Linked DNA regions of Homo sapiens: region 2 is linked to region 1. Evidence: read pairs that join two places in POLR2A ChIA-PET (ENCODE). Cell type or tissue: OCI-LY7. All regions are shown on one strand.

Region 1 (2,500 bases):
TGTCTACAGTGAAAGATCAGGGTTTGTTTTTTTTTTTTTAACCTTTGTCCCTGCTTTTTTCTCCTTCCTTCACTTCTTCTGTTCTTCCTTTCTTGCTATTTCCCATCTGTTATGGACCAATACTTTTGCAAAATGCAATAAAAATATCTTAGCAATGCCAAATTGCTATAAATATTCCTCAATACTCTCAAGTTTTGTTCTAAATTCATTGTGGACTGTTAACAGCTTTTTTTTTTCTTTTGTTTTTTAGAAATAGAATGGGTGGGTCGGGTGCGGCGGCTCATGCCTGTAATCCCAGCACTTTGGGAGGCCAAGGTGGGTGGATCATGAGGTCAGGAGTTCGAGACCATCCTGGCCAACACGGTGAAACCCTGTCTCTACTAAAAATGCAAAAATTACCTGGGCATGGTGGTGCATGCCTGTAATCCCAGCTACTCAGGAGGCTAAGGCAGGAGAATCACTTGAACCAGGGAGTCGGAAGCTGCAGTGAGCTGAGATCACGCCGTTGCACTCCAGCCTGGCGACAGAGGGAGACTTCGTCTCAAAAAAAAAAAAGAAAGAAAGAGAATGCATGCCATTTGGTTCCATGAGTAAGTTTTTTAACGGTGATTTGTGAGATTTTGGTGCACCCATCACCCGAGCAGTATACACCGAACCCAATTTGTGGATTGTTAACAGCTTTTAGATCACACTTTGAATGTCATTACTCTAAGCTTTTGCTTCCTATGTTTCCTAATTTATAATCTTGGATCCTAATATTTATTTCATGTGATGGTTGTCAAAAATCAAGTGAAATAATATAAATAGATTGCTTATTACATTACGTGTCTAGTATATTGTGAACGCTGAGAAATTAGAGCCCCTTAGGATGCCTATGTCAGAAACAGGGACAAAGAGACAGATTTGTAAGAAGTAGACACTCAAGTATTCATAGATGAGTTCCACCTAGGTTAATTTTCTGCCCACCCCATTGGGAAGCTCAGTTGTTCCCTTGGGAGACATATCCCAGAACTCCCGTTTTTTTCAGTGATGTCTTAAAAGGGGTAAGTGACTAGCCTGGGCCAAGCCACAAGTCATCCCAAAGCCCTGCACATTCTGAACTCTCAGCCCGCTGTTCTATTTTGCGCAGTATATGCATGACCCTAGAACGCCACTAAAAATAAGCAGTAACATTAATATGCCCGTCTAAAAAAAGTGAGTACCTTATGATCAGGATTTTAATTGTGGCTCAGGATTGTAACTCTCCCTGTAAAGCACGGTCAAATTAAATTGAGAAAATACTGCTTAAGTAGCCTATTTAATAACAGTGCTATTACTGCATTGGCATCCATTTGGCTTCTAGAGTGAGATGAATAGAGGTCCCTACAAGGCTAGAAGAGGGCACAGTGATGCCCTGTAATGACACCCATCGGAATGATTCATGTAATAGACAGTGATGGGTTGTCAGGAAGTGCAGCTGCATCACAGTGAATGTCAGCATCCTTCAGGCAATATACAAAGGCTGTACGAGCATCTAAGTTTTTAAATCATGGTGCTGACATGAAACAGGAAGGGTTTCCCTGCTCATGGTATTTAATTGATTTTGGCATGAGCTGCAACTAAAGCACCAACAAAACATAAAAAAGGAAGATAGCAAATATCACTAAGGTGTGTCTAATTACTCTAACCCTGAGTGATAGCCTCAAAATTATCAGCAAAAATCACCTCATAGGCCGGGTGTGGTGGCTCACACCTGTAATCCCAGCACTTTGGGAGGTCGAGGTGGACAGATCACCTGAGGTCAGAAGTTCGAGACCAGCCTGGTCAACATGGTGAAACCCCATCTCTACTAATAATACAAAAATTAGCCGGGCATGGTAGCACACACCTGTAATCCCAGCTACTTGGGAGGCTGAGGCAGGAGAATTGCTTGAAGCCGGGAGGCAGAGGTTGCAGTGAGCTGAGATCACGCCATTGCACTCCAGCCTGGGCGACAGGAGTGAAACTCTGTCTCAAAAAAAAAAAAAAAAAAAAAATCACCTCATGAAAACAGCATGAGGCATGAGTAAAAGTTCTCAGAATCCAGATTCATACCAAATTTAAGTGTATATCAAACTATACCCAATAATCAGTATTAAAAACATTTTCTGTAAAGTATATCAGAGAACAACGAATCCTGCTATAAATAGTATTTAAGTTTTCAGCTGTGATAGGGAAAACTACAACACTGAAAAAGATCCGAAAGATAATATCTGTCAAATTTGAAGCACCTGAAAAAACTTCTATAGGAAATTGTAACCAAAACACCAAGGGTTTGGTCTAGGTCCTGCTGCTATGGGCACAGAAAGCCAACGACTGAGAGAAGAGTTGCCAAGGAAGAAGGATTTAATCGGGTGTTGCAGCCAAGGAGATGGAAGCTCAGTCTCAAATCCATCTCCCCCACTGGCTAAAACTAGGGGTTTATATAGCAGAGAAGAAATGTAACAATGTGTAAGAAAATAGGAACTCAGAAGGGGCAAGG
Region 2 (2,500 bases), 130 kb before region 1:
CAGCAATGACAGCATGCCCAGTACCACCTGGGAGAGGCATTGAGCTGATAAAGCGTTTGAGAAGAGCTCATCTTAAAACAACAGGAAACGCTCAGTGAGGCTCAGGAATGAGGAAAGCAAAATATCCAAGAACGAAATATTCATGGTCAAGATGAAGCCCTAGACCTGGACTGAATCATTGATCACTAAGAGGAGCTGGCCCTGGTCACAATGGAGAAATATTGAAATATTAGATGTAAAAGAACACATATCTGAACATAACATATGTAATCAACCACATGTTTCTATGTTCTTTAATCAGATAAATGTTTGGCTCTGAGAAGAGCCAAACACTTATTTTTCTAAATTGCTAAAGTGAAAAATCTCTGTTGAATCCAAAACACTGACTCTGTTAGAAGTCATCTTCTAGGAGTCCAGGCACAGAGAAGTGAGTTACATAAATGGCCCCAGAACACCTCCATCAAGCTGTGACTCTCACTCTTCCCTGTCAGTTCCTCTGCAATGTAAATCCATCCATATGGAGGCACGACTGACTGTACATGACTGGGGAGAAGCAAACAAGGTAGCCCCTCGGTCCCTGTATTGCTTAGAAGAATAGCAACAGCTCAAGAGCTGATTAAGTGCAACTACTGCAAGCAATCATAGAAGCGTGTTGACTTCTCTTCAGTCCCTGGACGTGTAAGACCATCCAGATTTGCCTGAGGACTGCAGGATTTCTGAAGATGGCCCCCACATCTGGAAGCTCTTTTTCCTGAAGGCCTTTCAGAAACCCCCACAGCTATGGGACAGAGTTCTCCATCCTGTGTGTATTTCTTGTCTACCTTCTATTTTTATAGCACTATGTTGGGTACCATGAGAAAAGCAAAAAAGAATCAACTAGAGTCCTTGTCATAGTGCTTATCATCCCGCTGACAAAACAAAACACATTAACCTTCAAAATGAAGTGGCCCAGCCTGAGCAATGTGATGAAACCCCGTCTCTACCAAAAAAATACAAAAATTAGCTGGGTGTGGAGATGTACGCCTGTAGTCCCAGCTACTTGGGAGGCTGAGGTGGGAGAATTGCTTGAGCCTGGGAGGCAGAGGTTATAGTGAGCTGAAATCGTGCCACTGCACTCCAGCCTGGATGACAGAGTAAGACCCCACATTAAAAAAAAAAAAAATGATGTGGCATAGGCTGCAGTGTACGATTAAGTACTGAAAGAGTAGGTGATCCATCAACGGGGTGCCATGTTGTTAACCTGCACTCTAGTCTGCTGGCCACACCTCAGCGCACAATGACATGAGTCAGGATGCAGGTACACTAGGGCTAAAATCAACCCGAGGCATTTATATGTGTATAAGCAACTGAGAAAAGCAGCTAACAGAAAATGGAGGGGAGCCCAGGAATGAGGGGGAGCACCCTACCCACTTCTACCTCCCACCTATAGGATGCTAGTGCCTTGATTTCCCCTAAGTGCAGCCCTTTGTTGGGTAAGACTCTCTCATCTCTTTTCATCCCCCACCTCGTTACAGCAAAGAGTGTTATTTAAGTTCTTTTTATTTTTTTCTCAGTGTATTTCAGTTCTGCTTCTTGCCTTGTTCTAGCTTAAACTCATTAAACATAATTTAAAATATTTTACCTTGCCTCTTTATTCATTTAGTTCTTCAAAGTTTCCCTTCCCCACTTGTGTTTTATTATCACCTCTGCATTCTAATCATGTTCCCAGCTGCAAATATCATCACACAACCTTGTTTTAGCGATAGGTTTCCTTTTCTTTTATCCTCTAATTGGAACTTACCTTCAAAATCTTCCAAGATTCCTTCCTGCAGGCCCCTAGTTTTATTACTAGCCAGCGTTCCCTCGGATTCACACCCTGTCATGTTAAATCTTTCTCCCTTCAGGAAGCCAAACACTGGCTTTTCCTTTAAGCTTCTCTCTCTGTTCCATTACTCATTTCTTAGAAAGACCTGTTTTAGAACCCGAGGTTTACTGTAAAATGTACAGCTAAGTTGTGATGAAAACCAGCTTGTTTCTATAGGATGAAATAATACAGAGTTCACCTTGACTCAACCATGTAGTTAGATACCTAGGAAAGAGGGTTGAAAGCAAAAAGAACAAAGTTGCTGTTAAAAAAAGAAAGAAAGAAAGAAAAGAAACTTACATTTGATTATAATGGTGCCCTATGTTATTTTTTTCTAAATAAGAAATTAAAAATAGAAATGTGTTTGTTCCATGATTCTTTAGTGAGCAGTAGCTGGTTGGCAAGGAACAATTGGCTATTGAACTCTCCACATAAAGATAGACAAGCATGAGCATGTCAGCCCCAGACTCAAGGAAAGGCCATAAATGACTGTCTCCTGTGAGAGGCCATCTTGGGAACAATGAGGAACTTGTCCTGGTCTGGACTAGCTAAGTGCCTTCCAGTAGTAGTGACTGCCAGGATGGGCTGTAGGAGCAACAAAGAGGGAGTCAATCTTCTCAGTTATTCTGTTGGAATTTCCTTATGCTGAGAAAATGA

What was found. ChIA-PET counts read pairs that join two places held together with the same protein. Peaks named below come from ENCODE experiments on the same cell type or tissue, not always from the same donor. Only the 100,000 strongest peaks of a DNase experiment are listed, where the experiment ranks them.
Region 2: POLR2A ChIA-PET joins it to region 1 with 7 read pairs; 2 of 35 experiments call an interaction of 5 or more read pairs at or near these places.

What each region holds. Positions count from the first base shown.
Region 1 is chr10:32,975,474-32,977,973 of GRCh38, reverse strand. No RefSeq gene overlaps it. Among named protein-coding and RNA genes, the nearest start is that of ITGB1-DT, 5.8 kb to the left of the region's middle. In OCI-LY7, no CTCF peak of the experiment used is centred here; no DNase peak of the experiment used is centred here.
Region 2 is chr10:33,101,047-33,103,546 of GRCh38, reverse strand. The region is part of intron 1 of IATPR (ITGB1 adjacent tumor promoting lncRNA); the gene reads left to right. Among named protein-coding and RNA genes, the nearest start is that of IATPR, 15 kb to the left of the region's middle. In OCI-LY7, no CTCF peak of the experiment used is centred here; a DNase peak (open chromatin) is centred at 1,266; H3K4me3 peaks cover 332 bases; H3K27ac peaks cover 620 bases.